Regions from separate parts of the Mus musculus genome. Here region 2 is linked to region 1. Evidence: chromatin contacts called from ENCODE Hi-C or POLR2A ChIA-PET data. All regions are on one chromosome and are shown on one strand. The core of a region is the stretch at or near the end of the contact, and the rest is flanking DNA. Distances in the headings are between cores, read along the strand shown.

What was found. A loop is a pair of places that touch in the nucleus more often than their neighbours do. ChIA-PET counts read pairs that join two places held with the same protein, here RNA polymerase II (POLR2A).
Region 2: a map of left cerebral cortex shows a loop between it and region 1 (5-fold over the local background). The contact joins the promoter of Mrto4 here to the promoter of Slc66a1 in region 1. A Hi-C loop is called at or near these places in 3 of 37 maps with a recorded cell type or tissue (heart and left cerebral cortex). POLR2A ChIA-PET finds 5 or more read pairs at or near these places in 4 of 5 experiments (Patski and embryonic stem cell).

Annotation. Positions count from the first base shown.
Region 1 is chr4:139,306,252-139,312,496 of GRCm38, reverse strand. It overlaps Slc66a1 (solute carrier family 66 member 1), which reads left to right and starts at 1,789. Exons shown (of 9, transcript NM_145384.3): 1 at 1,789-1,868; 2 at 4,647-4,768; 3 at 5,807-6,054. The coding sequence starts at 5,891. It overlaps Akr7a5 (aldo-keto reductase family 7, member A5 (aflatoxin aldehyde reductase)), which reads right to left and starts at 1,753. Exons shown (of 7, transcript NM_025337.3): 1 at 1,421-1,753. The coding sequence starts at 1,742.
Region 2 is chr4:139,349,438-139,355,598 of GRCm38, reverse strand. It overlaps Mrto4 (mRNA turnover 4, ribosome maturation factor), which reads left to right and starts at 3,023. Exons shown (of 8, transcript NM_001290810.1): 1 at 3,023-3,330; 2 at 5,105-5,163; 3 at 5,882-5,985. The coding sequence starts at 3,303. It overlaps Emc1 (ER membrane protein complex subunit 1), which reads right to left and starts at 3,012. Exons shown (of 24, transcript NM_146157.4): 1 at 2,882-3,012; 2 at 1,314-1,438; 3 at 722-787; 4 at 414-507. The coding sequence starts at 2,979.

The sequences.
Region 1 (6,245 bases), core at 540-3,039:
ACACAAATCCCTTTCAGACCCTCAGAAGCCTGTAATGCAAGCGTACTGTAGCTGCTCCTCAGTGCTCTGCACTGTTTCTTCCCAGATATGGAACCAACTACCTGGACTGATGGACGACGGCGGAAGGATGGATGGATTCTGGCAAGAACAAGGGGAGCCCTCTGATCCCACAGGATAAAGGCTAGAAGACCACAGCATCTCCTTACTACAACACCCGCCCCAGCCCCAAGGCATTCTTTCTGTAACCTTTTGCCTGAGGACTTTGGCCCATTGAGTCTTCAGAAGCAGAAATGGGCTAAAGAAGGGGGGGTTGGGGGAGAAAACTGAAATGTTCATTATCAGTAATGTATGTCATCCAGGTGAACTCTACAGCATTCGGCTTGAGAGATCCACTCACTTAAGTGAGCTTTACCCCATGTGAGTCTATGGAGCCCACTGTACAGGAACCGGGAGGAAGAACCTCAGAACAGGTAAAAGTGAGGCCTCTTTACGTATCAGGCACCCTCCTGAGACTCCAATAGCTTCAAGCAAATGAAGGGCGGTTCCCCTCCCCTTCCAACGCGGGACACGCGTCACTGATCACACACGTACTTTGCAACTCTCAAACTCCATATTCCAATAGCTAGGATTGCAGTCTCCGGTGCACCCTACTTACACTGTAGGGCCCATCCCCAGTTCTCTATGGGCTCTGCCTACTGCTCTTCCCGACAAGCTACTCTTTCCTGCACTCCTCAGCAATCGCGGCTACAGTCTTCCTCGTTGGACCTTTAACTCTCCGTGGAGAAATCACTTCTCCCACGGTAGCCTACAGAGCTACAGAGTTTGCCATTGTAAGACCTGGCACAGAGAATGGGCACAAAGGCCGAAATGCCCTCTCCCGACGCCACCTTTCCGCCCCTGCCCCCAGCTGGGCCCTAGGCATTGTTGCCACAGGTCTCCTTGAGATCCACAGGTGCTGTCGACTGCACGGGACAAAGTCTAGTCCGGACAAAAGACCGGAATGATAAGCATTCTCCAGGAGCGCAGAGGTGGTGAGGGCAAGAGGGGTAGGCACGAACAAAAAGCCTGGTGGGGATGGGGGGCGTGTCGGGGGTGGGGGGGCGGCTATGGACAACGGTTGGCCGGGAGGCAGGGATTGCGGTAGGAAGCAAAGCGCCCAGAGTAGGCTAAACATTAGCGTAGGAAGCTTCCTCGCACCCGCCTCGGTAGCTGCAACTAGAAGTTTCTAAGGAGAGGCGGGACAAAGTTCAGTTCACTAGTTCAGGACTCCAGTTGCCTTGGGAGCTTGGGGTAGACCCAGCTGTGGATCCGGAGCTTCCGAAGCTCCTGGATGCAGATCCTGGCTGGTGCACGCCGGTTGCGGGCACCGGCTCAGCTCTACTCGGTGCGGGGGGCGGGGGAGGCCGGGTGCAGCGGTTACCTGTGCAGTCGCCGCTGCCCAGCCCGAGCCCCAGGCCGCCCAGGATGTTCTCGGACTGGCCGTCGCAGTACATGAAGGCCGTGTCCAGCTCGCTGTGGCCGCGCTCCAGGAAGGCGCGGACCGAAGCGGCGCTAGCACTCGCATCCATGCGACGCCCCATCTCCATGGTGCCCAGCACCGTAGCGGGCCGGAGAGGGGCGCCAGAGGCGGCGCGGGGTGGCGGAGGCCGGGACATGGCGAGAGGACGCCCGACCGAAGTCCCGGAGCGCTGCGCGGAGCGAACAGCAGCGCGGCCCACGGCTCTGGACGCTGCACGCAGCATGGAGACTGCGCCTGCGCACTCGAAGCTTCAGGCTCCGCCCACGGCGGGGGGCGGGACTTCGCGGAGGTCAGCTGATCCCGGCGGGCTCGGATCCTGAAGCTGACACCGGCTGTGGATCTTGAACTGGTGAGGATGAAGGGGGCTGGCGGCTGTCCCGGGCTGGGGGGTCGGGACTCCAGACGCGCCCAGCTAAGTCTTTTCTACACCCTCCTCCAGCTCTGCACGGTCCCCGGCGCTGGTCCCCTCCTGGGGAGCGGGATCGTGGGTCTCTGCCCAACCTGGCCAGGGATCCGGGACGGCCCCACTTCTTACCTGCAGGTCCTTGCCTTCCGGCCTCTCGGCTTCCCTGGACTGGGCGGCCTTGTTTTCCCTGCTCTGGGTGGGGGCCTCGCGGCGCTTGCCCCAGCCGCTGCCCTATCATTATCCCTCCGAACCCGCAGAGTCACCGGAAGGAGTTAGAGCCTTGGTTTGGAGGCCAGGAATGGGTAGGATCCCGGAGCCATTGCGCTCCCCTGACACATTCTCCGTAGCTCTGCAGGTAGGGAACCCAGAATGTCCCATTCCTCGCCAAGCTCACCGCAGGATTCCACAGAGGGCTGGTTAGAAATGTGAGGTAAAGGCAGGCGGATATCTGAGTTCGAGGCTACCCTGGTCTACAGAGCTAATTTCAAGGCAGCCAGGGGCTACACAGAGAAACCCTGTCTCAAACTGCTCCCGTTCCCACCTGCCCAAAAAAGAAAGAAAGAAGTGTGTAGTTTCAGGTTCACTTCGTGTGTACTCCATGCTACAATGTGGTCCAGGGGGCTACAGCAAGAACAGAATATTACTGTTGACTGTGCCAGATAGGCTTTGGTGGGAAGCACCTTCCTGGCTTTGCTTGGAATTGGGGAAGAGCTGGATGTGGCAGGAGATACTGTCTCCTGGCCAGCCTTTACGGACATGAGCCGCGAAAGCCAATCCCCTAGTGGGGAATGTATGTAGCTCAGTGGTAGAGCACTTGACTAGCGTGGGATATGGAGGTTTGGCCTGGGTTTTATTGTAGTCTGCATGCAGTTTAGGAGGTAAGTAAGTGCCTTTTAGGATTTCCTTCATTGTATACATCAGAATGCTGAAACTCCAACACTTGCCCAGAGCGACATCTCAGCCCTGGGCCCGCTCAATTTACAAGTTTCCTTGCATACGCTTCCCGCTCCCGCCTCCCCTCTTTTTTCTTGTTCTGTTTCTTTCCTCCTTTTTTTTTTTTCTCTTCATCATGCTTCCTTCCCTCTCCCTCTCCCTCTCCTTTACATTTTCCGAGCCTTTTGTTGTACAGCTGGTGCATCCAGACCCACGAGACTGGGAAGGATACAGACAGGGGAGAGGGGAGAGAGACTTGCTTGAAGAACACTGGTTAACAGGGACAGTGTTGCCTCTTCTCCAGGATTGTGTTCCAGGGGACTGGAGGCGGTGGCGGCAATGTCCCTTGGATAGGCAAGTTAGAAATGGGTCAGGGTATCTCTACTAGGCATTTGTGATAGAGAAGGATTCCCTAGAGGAAGAGAGAGGCTGTGCAGGTGCCTGGGACTCTGAGGACCTGGGGCAGGAGATGAGGTTAGGAGGGTCATTCTTGGGGTCCTTAGGACCTTGCCTCTGTGATTTTGAACTTGATCCAGTATCAGAATGGAACCTGCATCTGCTTTGGTGGGGAGCACCTGCCTGGCTTTCCTTGGAGTTGGAGGGGAAATGGGCGTTGTAGGAGATTGTCTCCCCGACCAGCCTTTAAGGACATGCACCATGAGAGTCAGAATCCTTCATACTAGTGGGGGATACAACTCAGCATTAGACCATTTAACTAGCATCTATGAGGTCCTAGACCCAAGCTTTGGTATCAGGAGTCTTTGCAGAGACTGGGAGAGCTGCATGAACCCAGGGTCCCCGTTCATCTGGTTCCACTGGTGTGGAGAGGCTCCACAGTGGTCAAGATACTGGGGTCTCATCTTTAAGCCATCACTCTCACTGGGTCAGATGGGAGGCTCATAGCTTTATGTTTGGCTCAGAAGGATGTTAATTAGCCCCAGTTCATAGACAGGGTCAGCCAGGCTGACTCGCTTGCCTGAAGCCACTCAACCCTACCTGTAAAATGGGAACAGTGTTTCCCTACCCAGCCTGGGTATTAGATGTTATGAGGAATGACAGTGTATGCATGTGTGATGAATTGGACCACTCCAGATCTACCAGAAGAGGTGTTGGGAGGCCAATAGGATGTGTGTGGCTGATAAACAAGACTTCTTAGGGTGCAGATCTTACCTAGACTGTATGAATTGGGGTGCCAGGTAATTGCTCCCCAAATTGGCTGTGCAGATGTCATCCACACCAGCCACTAAGACCAGGGAAGAACCTTCCAGCTATCCTATGTCCCACCCTAGAGCTGCCACAATGAGCTGACCAGGCAGTGACCAGAGGCACCCTTACCCCAGCTCGAGGAGCTGGTCACATTAGGGCTGAGAGTCTGGGCTTTCTGAGAAAAGATGCTGACTTGCTTCTTCTTCCTGCCCTGCTCACTGCAAGCTCAGCAGTCCTGGGGCCAGCCAGAGCTCTGTGAGGAGTCCAGGCCTCCCTGGCATAGTGGGAACTAAGGTACGGATGGGAGTGAGTCTGTCTGGATGAGGAAACGCCCTCTTAGCTCAGTGACAAAAGGGGAAGCCTGGGCCATGGCAGCCTCCGTGAAGCCTCTCCCATGGGGTTTGCCTCTCTTGCTTTCTGACTGGGTGGCCCTGGCAGATGACTTCCCTGTTGTGGTCTCAGGTTCCTCCAGAATATGTCAGGAAGGTCCATGAGAGGCAGGCGGAGGACACCATGTGCGAATACTGGCCAGGTCTGGAGAAGATGGCTCCAGCTAAACCTTGCTCTCCCTACTCTCTCTAGGTTGTCATGCACGCAGAGTGACCACATAGGAACTCTGTGCAGGTGGCAAGGACTGAGAGGGTGTCTTTCTTCCTGCTCCTTCAACCAGCCATACTCTGGCTTGGGCTGTGGCTTCCTTGTAGGTAAGTATTCTGTATGCCTTTCAAGCTTTGGAAGGAACATGGGCTCCAGCATCTTATCCAGGTACTGGGCAACCCTAGGAACTGCCACCACCTTTTTGTTTTTAACTAATTTTTTTGGGAGGGGTGTTTATTTTTAAAGATTTATTTATTTATTAAAGATTTATTTATTATATATAATAAGCACACTGTAGCTATCTTCAGACAGACCAGAAGAGGGCATCAGATCTCATTACAGATGGTTGTGAGCCACCATGTAGTTGCTGGGATTTGAACTCAGGACCTTCAGAAGAGCAGTCAGTGCTCTTAACCGCTGAGCTACCTCTCCAGCCTAGGAACTGCCTTCTTACCCTACATGAAAGATGCACGTGTTAGCCTTCCCTCCAGTGAGTCCTGGCCTCAGACTGTGTCAGAGTAGAGTCATGAAAAGGAGTGACAGCCTGGCCCGATGGTGTGGATCTGCAATCCCAGCACTCAGATGTCTGACACATGAGACTCGAAGGTTTAAAGGCCAGCTTGGACGATTTGTGAGATCGTGTCTTGAGATAAAAAGTTTAAAAGCGCCGGGCATGGTGGCACATGCCTTTAATCCCAGCACTTGGGAGGCAGAGGCAGGTGGATTTCTGAGTTAGAGGCCAGCCTGGTCTACAGAGTGAGTTCCAGGACAGCCAAGGCTATACAGAGAAACCCTGTCTCGAAAAACCATTAAAAAAAAAAGTTTAAAAGCCAGGGGTACAGGACAGTTGTTGACCTCCTGTGCAGCACACAAAGAGATCTAGACTTGACCCCCTCCACCCCACCCCAAAAGAAAACCAACCAAATATACCTAAATGTTTACAAGTTGCATCAAAAGATGCTGTTGGCGTATAGGCCCACCCACTCCACATATGAACTCATTTAACTGGCATGGTAGCTATATGAAGTAGGGCCTCTCATCGTTATCCCCACTGTGCAGAGGACAGGACCAGTAACTGCCAGTCACAGGACTGTGAATGGGGCTAGACCTCTCAAGGCTGAAGAGCTCTTTTTCCCTTTGTGTAGGATAAACCTTTGCCAGCCTCTGACCCCTTGGCTGTGTTCATACACCTGTACCTTCTTTCCCGCTGAGACCCTCCCTCTGCAGCCATGGTCTGGAGGACACTGGGCGCCAGCAACTTTTCCACCTGTCCCAATGGCTCTGTCCAGTGGATCTGGGATGTGTTTGGTGAATGTGCCCAGGATGGCTGGGATGAGGCCAGCGTGGGCCTGGGCTTGGTCTCCATTCTCTGCTTCGCTGCGTCTACCTTCCCGTGAGTATGTGGCTGTGTGGTTGGAGTGGGGTGTGGGGTGGAACGGGGAAGGGGCGGGGCTTCGGGGGTTGGTGGTCCTTCATGTCCTGCACTGGGTTTGGATAGTCTAGGGTTTGGCTGGCCGGCCATTGGCCTGTCTAGATCCCAGGCCAGATATATTCCCTGCCTGATCATATTCATTGATGCCCGGC
Region 2 (6,161 bases), core at 1,774-4,273, 42 kb before region 1:
GGCTGGCGAGATGGCTCAGTGGGTAAGAGCACCCAACTGCTCTTCCGAAGGTCCAGAGTTCAAATCCCAGCAACCACATGGTGGCTCACAACCATCTGTAACGAGATCTGACTCCCTCTTCTGGAGTGTCTGAAGACAGCTACAATGTACTTACACATAATCAATAAAAAATAAATCTTAAAAAGAAAAAAGCTTTAAAGGATGGGCATCTATGTCTCTTCAGTGGTCTCTGAGGGAGGGGAAAAAAAGCCCAATGGCCCAGTTGCTGTCTATGCAGGTCCCTCCCCTCAGCCACCAAGACGCCCAGCTTTGCTGTCTATGCAGGTCCCTCCCCTCAGCTACCATGACGCCCAGCTTTGCTGTCTATGCAGGTCCCTTCCCTCAGCCTCCATGACGCCCCACTTCTTCCCTACCTGCCAGTGTCCAGAGTTATCTCCCAGTTCAGGCCCCCGATGTTGGTCTCCCAGGAACGCATGAGGCGCCCTCCGTTGGATACAGTGATTGCATCTGGAAGAGAGAAAGTCCACTGCCATTTTCAAAAGCTGCTCAGTTGCGGCATGAGCCCGCCTCCAGCTCATGATTGTAAACAGACATTAACCAGGTACCCTGCTTCCTTCGCTGTCAGAAGTACCTCTCCTCCCTTCCCCGTCAGACCCACACTAAGCAAAGAACCCAGAAATGGGAGTCGGGGCTGAGCCTACAATGGAGACCTTTTGCTTACCTTGTCCATGGACCAGCATGGCATCCACAGCTCCTTCTGCTGTGCCTTTGTCAACATGGCGCCACACTGAGAGATAAGAAAGTCAGACATTGCTTCGAGCCAGAGCCACTGTGACCAGGAAGGGGCTGAGGCCTTCATTTGCACAGCATTATCTAACAAACAATCCCAGCAGCAGGGATAATTCAAGGGTAGTCGGCTAAGGCTTCACTGCAAAACAGGATAGAATGTAGCTTCTGCAGTGCTATCTTTGTTTGTTTGTTTGTTTTTTGTTTTTTTCGAGACAGGCTTTCTCTGTGTAGCCCTGGCTGTCCTGGAACTCACTCTGTAGACCAGACTGGCCTCGAACTCAGAAATCCACCTGCCTCTGCCTCCCGAGTGCTGGGATTAAAGGCGTGTGCCACCACGCCCGGCTTGCAGTGCTATCTTAAAGGCCTTCAGGACAGAGGGAAGGAATTACAAAGGCAGTGCGACAAATTTACCCAGTGAAAGACAACAAGACTAGAGAACATAAAAAGAAGGCAAGCCACGGGTCGCTCAGATGCACCCAGTCAGCTTCCTTCCCAGAAGCCTCTGGTCTCCGCAGTTCACTCACAGATCTCTCCAGTCCGAGAATTTAACGCCGCAATCACATTCTTCTCTGTGGCCACAACCAACTTCTTGGATCCAGGGGAAAACTCCAAGGAGGCAAACTTGATCTTCCCAACATACTGCTGTCTCCTGAGGACCAGTGCAGGGGAACGTCAGGGCACGAAGACAAACTGCTGCCTCACACCAGCACATCTCCCTCAGCACACGCAAGAAGTGCGTGCTAATGAAGAGCTCCGAGCATACGCAAGAGTTCTGTGCAACGTACTCAGAAGCAAAAGAAGGCAGGAGAGAACTGCCACCATATACATGGGAGACAATACCAGTCTGCCAGCTAAATGTAACACCTACCTACTCAGGCAACACCCCAGAGTCCTCGGCCTAATTAATTTTTAGCGGCAACAGACTTCCAGGGGCACGGCTTGCACACTGTTGCAATGGGGAAATGCTGCTGTCTGAGGCACACTGATTGAGCCTGGCATTTAGATGACATCTCTCATTTAGACCACTGTGTTATTTAGCCTAGTTTGTTTTAAAGGAGCTTCTGGGGTTTGATTTTTTTTTTTTGGTTTTTCGAGACAGGGTTTCTCTGTGTGTAGCCCTGGCTGTCCTGGCACTCACTTTGTAGACCAAGCTGGCCTCGAACTCAGAAATCCACCTGCCTCTGCCTCCCGAGTGCTGGGATTAAAGGCGTGCGCCACCACGCCCGGCTTTGGGGTTTGGTTTTGTTTTAAGATTTATTTATTTATTTTATGTATGTGAGTACACTGTCACTGTCTTCAGACACACCAGAAAAGGGCATCAGATCCCATTACAGATGGCTGTGAGCCACCAAAGTCCAGATAGGCTAATGATTGTTGGGACCAGGACCCAAAATGAACACCTTTAAAAAAAATACATATGTATGTGTGTGTGTGTGTGTGTGTGTTAGTTGTCTGTCAATTTCCCCAGAAGCATACAACTGATAAGTAGCCAAATGCTTATTCAATCTGAAATAAGCACAGTCAGAAGGAAGGGGTGAGCGAACGAATGTCAGTTTGGAGAGGGAGAGGCCACACTGCACCCAGAGAGTCCCTCAGAGGAAAAGGCTCACTTTAGAACTTGTGAGACAAGTGGACTAAGTGACACCAGCTAGTTTCAGGCTTAAAGTTCACTGGGGCTAGTGACCTGGGACCCAGAAGATCACAAACCTGACAGCCACAAAATCGGACATGACAGGAAAGGAGGGAACTAGTGACCTCTGACCAAAACCCTTAAAGCCTGCCTTCACTGCGGAGCAATCTGCACCGTCACACACAGGGCGGCTTAAAGAGCTCCCTCCATGCTTAACATAAAGCTCTTGGGTTGACATCTTACGACTCTTCATATCTGAAGAGGAGACTCTCACATTGTCATTCTGCACAGGGTGCAGCATTCATTCATTCATTCACTTCTCCCTGAAAGCACCCTCCCGCACCCCCGTTAAGTTATAGTCTGGGTTCGGCTCCATAGCAAATCTCCTTCAGATTAGCAGGAGGGAGACAGATGCTGAGGAAGCAAACACCGACGTCCTGGAGAAGCGTCACCTGTACGCACCAGTCAAACTTGCCCACTTGGTCTTCGTAGACCGCGGCCGCAGGGACGAGCAGCACAGCAGCCCAGATCCAGAACCCAGACGCCACCGCGACCGCCATGATTGAAGCCCAAGCACCGCCTGCCGCCAGCCCGGCATGCACCGGGCCTCAAGCCCCTCCCTCCGCAGAGCCATAGAGAGGAACCGGTTCGCGAGGGACTTGGTGGAGTGCTCGGGACTCGGAAGCCGCCGGGACTGGAGGGACCCGGGACCTGGGCAGAGAAGTGGCCTTCAGGACACTGGGCGGAGCGCAGGCGGGGAAGAGAGGGCTCGCCACAGTTCAGGCACACGCGAGGGGCAGCCCCGAGCGCCGTCCCATAAGCCCCCGCGGCAGCCGGGTCCTAACCGGCCGCCCAGTCTTCCGCCGCACGTGCCTTTGCCGCGATGCCCAAATCCAAGCGAGACAAGAAAGGTAGGTTCGGGGGGCCTGCGTCAAGGGGGCGAGGGGGACGCGGGTGAGACGCCGGGGCCTCTCCGAGAGGCTCGGCCGGCCGAGATAGCGAGAGAGCTGGAAACTGGTCCGGGCCGACAGCAGTCGCATAGCCCAGGCTCTCCTCGAACTTGCCAACCAGGATAGTCTTACACAACTAACCTTGCTGCTTCTACCTCCCGATTGCTGGAATTACAGGCAGCATCACTAAACCAAGTACGCTCTTGTTAGGCAAACACTACCCACATAGCACTGGTCTACATCCCCTGGCATGTGCGAGCGACCGTGTGTGTTTGAGAGAGGATCTTGACGATGTAGCTCAGATTTGCTTAGGACGGTCTCATTATCTCAAGAAAATAGGGGTTTTACAGTTTCGACTACTGCATGTTTTGTTTGTCTATTTATTGCTGGGGCCTTGAACTCTTCCAACTGTCTGCCTTGGCCCCAAATACTAGGATTCCATACTGAGCCACTACATCAAGCTAGCGGGCTGGCGCTTTTGTGGGTGTTAGAAGACAAGACAGTTGAACAAAAAGGGTCCGGCTTCATCAGACTCACCACCTTAGTTAGGGGTGTGTGTCTGTCTGTCTGTCTCCTATACCCCTGTCAAGTCAGTATAATGTGTCAGGTAGTCCAAGTGGAGTATGGAGCAGGTGGGAGTGATAGTGTTTTGCATAATGTTGTCAGGAAAACTCTCAGCGGTTAGAGAAGGTCGTTTGGAATAGAGGGAACACAAAATGAAAGGGGTCTGTGGTGTGATTAACATATTGTGGGACAGCCAGTGTGGCCATAGTGAACAAAGTGGGCTTAGAGGAAAAGACCCAGCCTTTGGTGTGGCTTTGCTTTGAAAGGGTCCCTTGATAGCACAGAGAATATGAAGGCAGCAAGGCCAGCAACCACCTGCAGCATGCTAAGTCGCACCAGAATCCTAGCGGTGGAGAGTCCGGGAATGACTGGCTGGGTGTGACTGTGTGCCTTGTAAAGAGGGACTGTGAGTGGCAGGCAGGGTAGATGAATGGGCCATATCGGCTCCTGGGGACACCCAGGGCATTATAGCTGATGTTTTAGTAAGTTCTTATAGAGTCGTTAGGGTCTGGAAGGAGCCCTGGACAGATGTAAGCAAAGGCCGGGAACTCTTGGGAGTAGGACAGATAGAGCCTGGGTCACTTTTCAGTAGAGGTTGTGTCCCCCATCTGCCCTCTCCCCAGCGTTGCTGTAGTCTTGGGTTCAGATTACAAAAATGAAGTGTAGGTATATAACAGAATAGGAAAGATAAGGTCCCAACAGGATGACGTGGTACATGCCTGGAATCCCTCCACTTAGGAGACAGAAGTAAGGAACTGTATCTTGAGTTTAAGGCCAGCCTAAACAGCTTTGTAGCAAGATTGTGGTTTTTACAAAAGGAAGAGTTGGTCCCTGTCATTCCATAGCCCCACCTTGGCCAGCAGGTTGGGAATCCCACAGACAGCGCTCTATCCGCAGGAATATTGAGTATGGTAATACTGCAATAAATGCAACAGTCGGCCCAAGGAACTAAGGGCACTTTGTTTATGGCAGGGGATGTATTTAGGGATCTTAGGGTCCAAGATTGCTAGGAAAGCAAACGCTCTGTCAGCCTTGAATGCCAGGAATGACTGTCCATTGCTGCCTCTGTCACACTGGCTTAGTTTAGCCAAGCCTCCAAAGAGGGAAGCAGAATTAGTCTCCAGAGCATCCACACTCACAGTTGCCACCATCTCTTTTTCTTGGTTTTTAGTTTCTTTAACAAAAACTGCCAAGAAAGGCTTGGAACTGAAGCAGAACCTGATAGAAGAGGTAAGTGCTTGCTTGTTCCTGTGTGTGTGTGTGTGTGTGTGTGTGTGTGTGTGTGTGTGTGTGTGTGTGTGTGTCTGTCTGTCTGTCTGTCTGTCTAGATAGATCGATCGATCTTTGGTTAGTAGAATTGTTCCCATACCTCCCCACAGCATCCCTATGACCTAGGACCAGGTGATGCTATTGCTGTTTTGTGCTCAGGGGTAATTAAAGCTTATTAGTGAGTTTGTAATGCTGCCCAATGTTAGAAGGCTGGAGGTCACCAGGTGGTGACTGTGGCCAGCTATCTCTAGCTGACCTGCTGGTTCTGGGTCAGATAAGTGCAGTCTCCCCGGGCACAAATTCCCTATTCTTTGGAAATGGAGCTTTATTTACCATAGAGAGGCTTCCTTCAGGAGCCTGGCCAGGGCAGTGAGGGCGACATGTCTCTCCTTGTTGATAAGGTGGGGCTCCTTGTATTTTGATTTAGCAGGGGCCTTCCCAGGGTGGGTAGATGTTTCTAGATCAACTAAGTGAACAGAGGAAAACAGGGTGATTGTTCCACATTGGTCATGGAAGGACCATAGAGTGTGGGTCCCTGCTCACCCTCAGTGGTAGATGACCCTGGTGTCAGTCACACCCGTGGAAGATTAAAGGCCTATTGCCACTTCTCTCGTGTGAGGCCAGAGTTGCCCAGCCTGTGCTGTCCCTCAACTCCAGAGCCTCATGAATTGTCCCACAGCTTCGGAAATGTGTGGACACCTACAAGTACCTTTTCATCTTCTCTGTGGCCAACATGAGGAACAGCAAGCTGAAAGACATCCGGAACGCCTGGAAACACAGCCGGTGAGCGTGCAGTGGGAAGAGGCGAGAACCGCTCTCATCAGAGCCCAGGAGCAGATTGACCCTTCAAGGCCGCAGCTCGCCTGCTGAAGAGCACGGTCTCTGTCAGAGTTGGGCTTTCCCTGAGCTGGGGATGGGATTTGTTGGTCACTGGGGGTATTTCAAGGAAGTGGTCCCTG